Regions from separate parts of the Homo sapiens genome. Here region 1 is linked to region 2. A link is a contact called in ENCODE Hi-C or POLR2A ChIA-PET data. All regions are on one chromosome and are shown on one strand. The core of a region is the stretch at or near the end of the contact, and the rest is flanking DNA. Distances in the headings are between cores, read along the strand shown.

Region 1 (3,593 bases), core at 640-3,139, 270 kb after region 2:
ATTTGATTTACTTCTAGGAAGTCAGCGTGGATCAGCCTCATGTTCCCTATCTCCAGGCCCTATTCTCCTGCCTCGCTGGGATTACAGGCATGAGCCACTGTACACGGGCAAAAATTTTTTTGTTAATTAGCTGGGCATGGTGGTGCACACATGTAGTCCCAGCTATTAGGGAGGCTGAGAGGTAGTAGGATCACTTGAGCCCAGGAGGTTGAGGCTAAAGTAAGCCATGATCATGTCACTACACTCCAGCCTAGGTGACAGAGTGAGACCCTATCTCGAAAAGAATGAGTGAGAGATTTGCATACATCATTCCAGAATGATTCATAATACAGAATATGTTCACCAACATTTTTATTTATATTACATAAATAATCTTCTTTATGTTTAGCAATATATTTTCCATTGGTTGCTTTTGAGTGGTAAATTCCTCTTATTACATTTAAAATATTTGACTCACAAAAAAATTAATTAACATGTACCTTTTTAAGAATTTTATTCCATAGCTCAAACCAGCATTTTCCTAAATTTGTTCTATGTAAGGTTAGAGTTACAAGATATTCTGCCTCAAATAAGCAGGTTATGTTTAGGAAAGGCTATATCCCTTGTGGAAATTAAAGGCTTCTCAGTGTTCTCCGATTAACTGATCAAAGGTAAATGAAGTGTGCTCCAGGAAATGCCTTTTTAATGAAAATTCATTGATATTTGTATAACTCTGATAGAAAGTAACGGATTCAAAAACAGAGAGCTCGCCAGGTACAGTGGCGAGCTGTAATCCCAGCACCTTGGGAGGCCAAGGCAGACGGATCACCTGAAGTCAGGAGTTCAAGACCAGCCTGGCCAACATGGCGAAACCCCATCTCTACTAAAAATACAAAAATTAGCCAGGTGTGGTGGCGGATGCCTGTAATTTCCAGCTACTTGGGAGGCTAAGGCAGGGAGAATTACTTGAATCCGGGAGTGGAGGTTGCAGTGAGGTAAGATCGTATCACTGTACTGCAGCCTGGGCGATATCCTGCACCCATGGAAATAAATGAAAGAGCTTCCATTTGCTGGGACAGTTGTGATCTCCTCATCTTCCAGTGAGACCAGTAGTGGCCACGTGGCCACTCTACACTCCTTTTTTTTTATGAGATGGAGTCTCACTCTCTCTGTCACCCAGGCTGGAGCACAGTGGCACAGTCTCGGCTCACTGCAACCTCCCCCTCGTGGGTTCCAGCAATTCTCCTGCCTCAGCCTCCTGAGTAGCTGGGATCATACATGCGCCACCACGCCCAGTTAATTTTTGTATTTTTAGTAGAGACGGTGTTTCACCATGTTGGTCAGGCTGGTCTCGAACTCCTGACCTCGTGATCCGCCTGCCTCGGCCTCCCAAAGTCCTGGGATTACAGGTGTGAGCCACCGCGCCCGGCCACTGTACACTCATTAGAGACCAGAATTCAAGCATCTGTGTGAGGTTGGATATGTAATTGTCAAAGTCCTTTTCAACCTTGAGACTCTGAATTTTAATTGAGAGCATTAAAAATCTTGTTTTAGATCCAATCACTCCTTTGCCAGCATGGAGCAAGTCATCCAGGTGTCAGTTGCTTCATCTGTGAAACAAAGGGTCTTTGTCTGAGGCCAGGGTTGTCATCTGATGCTGGGTCACAATCTCTAGATCCCCTTGGGGTCCCGCCCAACAGTGACATACTCATGCCCTATTCTTTCTCTTTATTGAGAAGGAAATAGTATAAGCAAACAAAATCATCAAGAGTTGCTTACATATGCACACAGAACATGCACCAAACAGCTGGAAAACAAAGAAAGTAGGTGAAAGGTGAAGTTGTTTTGCTGAATGGGTGTCAGAGGTTGGTTTACAAATCCACAGGGAGGACCAGAGCTCCGCTGATGCTAACACTTGCTCTGAAAAATCTGTTCGCAGAACTCCTAGCGGCCCCGCCTCCCTCCCCACAGCTGGCTTCTTCTGAAAGGCCTAGAGGCAACTAAAGTCTGAGTTTTTATGTTTTGTAAGAAAACAAAGGGAAGTCTAAAAATGTAAAAAAAGAAAAAAGAAAAAACCTTCAGCTGTTCCAATGTAGCCCCACGAGATTGGTTTCTCTGAACTCTGACGGGTCTTGTTGTTTTGTGTGTTCCTCAGAGCCCAAAGAAAACCAACTCCAGGCAGGGTGCAGTGACTCTCGCCTGTACTCCCAGCACTTTGGGAGACCAAGGTGGGTGGATCACCTGAGGTCAGAAGTTTGAGACCAGCCTGGCCAACATGGTGAAACCCCATCTCTACTAAAAATACAAAAAACTTAGCTGGCCGTGGTGGCAGGCGCCTATAGTCCGAGCTACTCAGGAGGCTGAGGCAGGGAAATTGCTTGAACCCAGAAGGTGGAGGTTGCGGTGAGCCGAGATCACGCCATTGCACTCTAGCCTGGGCGACAGAGACTCCATCTCAAAAAAAAAAAAAAAAAAAGAGAAAACCAATTCCATTTTCCTCTTTCTTCCTGGTGTTGAATGACAAAGGGAAGCTAAGGGGCGTTTTCTTCTATCTGGCATACTTTGCAATGTAGAATAAAATAACTTTGAGTTGTGGTCGCTTCTTGAGGTGACCCTCCACCCATCCTCCAGGCAAAATATCACAAAGACCAACAAAACCTGAAACTGAGAAAGATACAGAGCTGATTCCCTGGCTGACTCAACGCCCTGAGACAGGCACTCGCCTCTGAAACCTTCAGGGCTCCTCACTAACTGCAAGACCATGCTCACTGCTCATGTTTGAATGAAGTATACAAATTCAATAAGCAGTCTATCATTTTTGGTGGAGTGACAAGGTCTATTGTTCCCTTGGTGCTGTGTCTCTTTCCATAGAGGCTATAACTTTAACCTACTATAAGGTTAGTTGGTCCTGTCACTGTAATTTCTTTGTGTCTATTTTAGAGAGAACCGACCATGCTTGTGTTATTTGTAGTGTCTGAGGCAGAGAATGGCTCTCCCCAAGCCCCAAGAACCAGCGTAGGACAGTTCTTTTTTTTTGAGACAGGATCTTCACACTGGCTGGAATGCAGTGGTGCAATCTCGGCTTACTGCAACCTCTGCCTCCTGGGCTTAAAGGATCCTCCCACCTCAGTCTCCTGAGTAGCTGGGACTACAGGTGCATGCCACCACACCCGGTATATATATATATATATATATATATATATATATATATATATATATATATTTTTTTTTTTTTAAATATAAAGACAACATTTCCCCATGTTGCCCAGGCTGGTCTCGAACTCCTGAGCTCAAGAGATCTGCCCGCCTCAGCCTCCCAAAGTGCTGGGATTACAGGTGTGAGCCACTGCACCCGGCCTAGGACAGTTCTTATGCCTGCTGGCTAATAAACATTCATAGCTTTAGTAAAATTTTGTCAAGACTGCACCTGGTGGAAAGGTTATAAGGAAAGGGACACATCACCCTCACTCTAACCACCAGAGGCAAGATACCTAATTCATTCTGGTTTTCCTAAGACTTTCCCAGTTTTAGCAGTGGAAGTCTCACGTCCCAGGAAACCCCACAATGCCAGACAAATCAGGGCATTGGTCACCCTACATATCTACCAAATAATT
Region 2 (3,492 bases), core at 111-2,610:
AGATGTTGAATTTGTGATCTAAGGTATGCACATGTGTGTATGTGTGTGCATATGTATGTGTGTATTATAATACATATTAGCCTGGCTGAGTTCCTAAGACAGAATTATTGAGTTCTTTCTGCTGATACTATCTATAAGGTAAAGGAAAGGTTGAAGCTGACTGATTTGTCTACTCATAACTTTATGAAAGAATAAATAAATCTAGTATTTTACAGGGAATCACCAGGAATGATCATATCCACCAGTCACTGCAAGGATGGATATAGGTGGAAGATGACCTGGACGAAAGACCAATCATTCCACACAAGACAGGGAATACTTCCTGAACAGGAGAGTCATTTAGCCACTTAACTTTGGCCAATGAGTTAATGCGGACCTGGATTTTATAATCAGTAAAATGTGTGGGTTGGAGAAGATGATCTCTGAGGTCTTCTTACCTGACACTGAAAGGAACACAGGGCAAAACAAAATCAGCACTGGATACAGCATCACAGGGTCTGAATTCAAGAGTCAGCTCTGCCATTTCCTGACTGTGTAATCATGAAGCTATACTTTCCCCCCTATTTAAATCTCCCTAAGCCTCAGTTTCCTTGGATATAAAATGGGGCTAATACAGCACTTTGGGAGGCCAAGACGGGTGGATCAACTGAGGTCGGAAGTTCGAGACCAGCCTGACCAACATGAAGAAACCCCGTCTCTACTAAAAATACAAAATTAGCCGGGTGTGGTGGCGCATGCCTGTAATCCCAGCTACTCAGGAAGCTGAGGCAGGAGAATTGCTTGGAGGCAGAGGTTGCAGTGAGCCGAGATCACGCCATTGCAATCCAGCCTGGGCAACAAGAGCGACACTCTGTCTCAAAAAACAAACAAACAAAAAAAACGGGGCTAATAACATTCACAGGTTGTTGTGCAAACCAAAGATCAAGAACGTGAACGTGCTGTTTCAGGGGAAAAAGCTGACTTGCTCCAAGTGTTCGCTCGGGTAACTGGAAGGTATGACCTCTGTCACAGGATGCGGAGCTGGGCTACTGCTGCCAGCAGAAGAGAAAGTCACTATCCAGCAGAAGGTCAAGAGGGCTCTCCCACCACAGTCTCTTCAATACAGACCAAAATACTTGACCTGCTGAGCTCAGCCTCCTTGGTTTTGCCTGGAGGAGCAAACAGTGACCTACCAATTAGCCAAGAGCTTCTGTAAAGTGGGGCAAAGGAAAGGAAAAAGAACAAAAAACAGGTGACATGTGTGTTTGTGGGCTGGAAGAAACGAAGCAGAACCCTCAGCTTCTTGCCACACATCCAGGCCTCTGGGACCAAGCCGGGGAACCAGCTGGGACCTCTGGGACCCAGGTCCAGGCCTCTGGGACCAAGCTGAGGAACACATTTGCACGTGCAGGCGGAGGGGTATGACGCGGGGTGGGGGCGAGGTCCTGCTTTCCAGGCCATTCAGTGTTCCTTCAGTTCTCTGAGCATAGAGGACAAGGAAGGTGGGAGGAGGGAGGAGAGGGAAGAGAGGGGTGAAGGAGCTTGGGGGAGGCTGGGAAAGAAGGAGGAAAGGAGAGGAGGGAGAGCAGCTCAGGAAGGCGGAGGAGGAAAGCCCTTTGCTGAGCTGAGCTGAGCCAGACGGGGTTACTCTCGGTCAGTGCCCTCCAGTCCCCAGCTCAGGTTTCAAGATCTGTCTTCTCTTTTGCTCAACATGAAAAGGAACCAGAGCAATCAGCTGCTTTAGAAGTGGGTGGAGGAGGCAAATGAAAAAAAAGGAGAAGTAGGGAAAATCACATCAGCATCCCAGGCCCAGATGGTCTTCTTCAATGGACCCCTGGGGTGGGGGTGGGGTGGGGCCTCCCAGCCTGCTAGGAGCTGTCAACTGAGCAGGGCCTGGGAGCGGGAGACAAATTCTAACTCGTGGTTTTAATCAGCCTGAGCTTGTCCAGCCTTACAAATAAGACCTTGAAATACTTCTCTGTTATACAAGGGCTGGTAACAAATACACTCCAGTGTCTTTATGGTATTTTTTTGGTGTTTTGTTTTCCTGATGCTCTGCTGTCTTCTTGAAGAATAGACGATGCCTGCTTCACCAATAGCTGAGCACTCTCTGGGAAGACCTGGTTGTTGGGTGCTGAGGAGAAGGGGTGAGGCGGGGTGATGCAGCTGCTCCTTCAGGTGACTCCTTAGAGCAGGGGAGAGTAGGCCAGGGGTGTGTGGTACACACAGCCTAAGGACACCCATGCTGTTCATCCCGGCCTGGGCTTTCCAACCCAGGAGACACTTCCTTCTCTACAGAGAAGGCTCACCGAGGGATACCAAGACATACCTGAAAAAACTCAGTTCCAGAATTTTCCAGTTATGTGGCCTTGGGAAAGTCAGTTAGGCTCTCTGAGCCTCCATTTTTCTGTAAATGGAGGTCTAGCTTCCTATACGTGTGGGTTAAGTTATCACTAATGACACTAAGTGTGTTAAGTACTCTGAATGCTGACTCACACATACTCCTTGAGAAAATACAAGCTGAAAATTAAACATGTTCAAAATAAATGTGGATAAAGTCATAGATGACAAGCTGTGAAGAATTCCCAAGAGAAACCAGGATATTTAGGCTTATGCTCCCTGAACCTTCCAAGGCATTAGGAAGCCAGAGTCTTCTCTTTCAACCAATGGGAATACCATAACTTTAGGAACCACACATTCCTTCTAGTATTTTACAAATAATATAAACTTGTATTAGTTCAACAAACTTCTGAATGGCTACAGTACCCAAAATACTAGTGTTGTGGTTCAAAGGGATAATATTTTTCTCAGTGCTCCTTGAAGGCAGGAGCTAGCCTATAACAAAAGAGGCGCTGTGTAACAAAATCCCTGCCCTTGCATTCTAAGAGGAGATGGCCAGAGGGTCGGGTGAGCAGAGCGGTGAGCCTCCAACCCTCTCTGCCACTCCAGAATCAGTCAGCACTGGAATCAGGGGTGGAACGAGACATTACTCATCTTCCCCCAGATTACTTTGCTAGTAAGGCAATAGCACACCTGCTATGATTTGAACGTGTCCCCCCTCAAAGTTCATACATTGAAACTTCATCACCAATGTGACAGTATTAAGAGGCAGGGCCTTTAAGGGGTGATTAAGTTATGTGAGCAGTGCCCTCACCAATAGCATTAGGGCCCCTCACAGATACCATGAGTTTCATGTGCGTCTGTGTGAAGAGACCACCAAACAGGCTTTGTGTGAGCAATAAAGCTGTTTTTTTCACCTGGCTGCAGGTGGGCTGAGTCCGAAAAGAGAGTCAGCAAAGGGAGATAGGGGTGGGGCCGTTTTATAGGATTTGGGAAGGTAATGGAAAATTACAGTCAAAGGGGGTTGTTCTCTGGTGGGCAGGGGCAGGGGGTCACAAGGTGCTCAGTGGGGGAGCTTCTGAGCCAGGAGAAGGAAATTCACAGGGTTAATCACTCAGTTAAGGTGGGGCAGGAACAAATCACAATGGTGGAACGTCATCAGTTAAGGCGAGG

What was found. A loop is a pair of places that touch in the nucleus more often than their neighbours do. ChIA-PET counts read pairs that join two places held with the same protein, here RNA polymerase II (POLR2A). Pooled maps may share reads with other maps.
Region 1: a loop to region 2 is called in a map of chondrocyte, with 2.9 times the contacts of the local background. The contact joins two enhancer-like sites. A Hi-C loop is called at or near these places in 7 of 168 maps with a recorded cell type or tissue (CD14-positive monocyte, CD4-positive, alpha-beta memory T cell, HAP-1 and 3 more) and 10 of 50 pooled maps. POLR2A ChIA-PET finds 5 or more read pairs at or near these places in 6 of 52 experiments (PC-9, SK-N-SH, T-cell and 2 more).

Annotation. Positions count from the first base shown.
Region 1 is chr9:105,136,787-105,140,379 of GRCh38, forward strand. All of the region lies in intron 3 of LOC105376197 (a long non-coding RNA gene), which reads left to right. Among named protein-coding and RNA genes, the nearest start is that of SLC44A1, 110 kb to the right of the region's middle. RefSeq lists enhancers at 682-1,661, 1,662-2,641, 2,642-3,593. Within about 2 kb of position 1,890, at least 2 of the 41 ENCODE cell types and tissues checked have a DNase peak (open chromatin) inside an H3K27ac peak, as active enhancers do.
Region 2 is chr9:104,867,496-104,870,987 of GRCh38, forward strand. The region is part of intron 5 of ABCA1 (ATP binding cassette subfamily A member 1); the gene reads right to left. Among named protein-coding and RNA genes, the nearest start is that of ABCA1, 59 kb to the right of the region's middle. RefSeq lists an enhancer at 1,688-1,777. Within about 2 kb of position 1,361, at least 24 of the 41 ENCODE cell types and tissues checked have a DNase peak (open chromatin) inside an H3K27ac peak, as active enhancers do.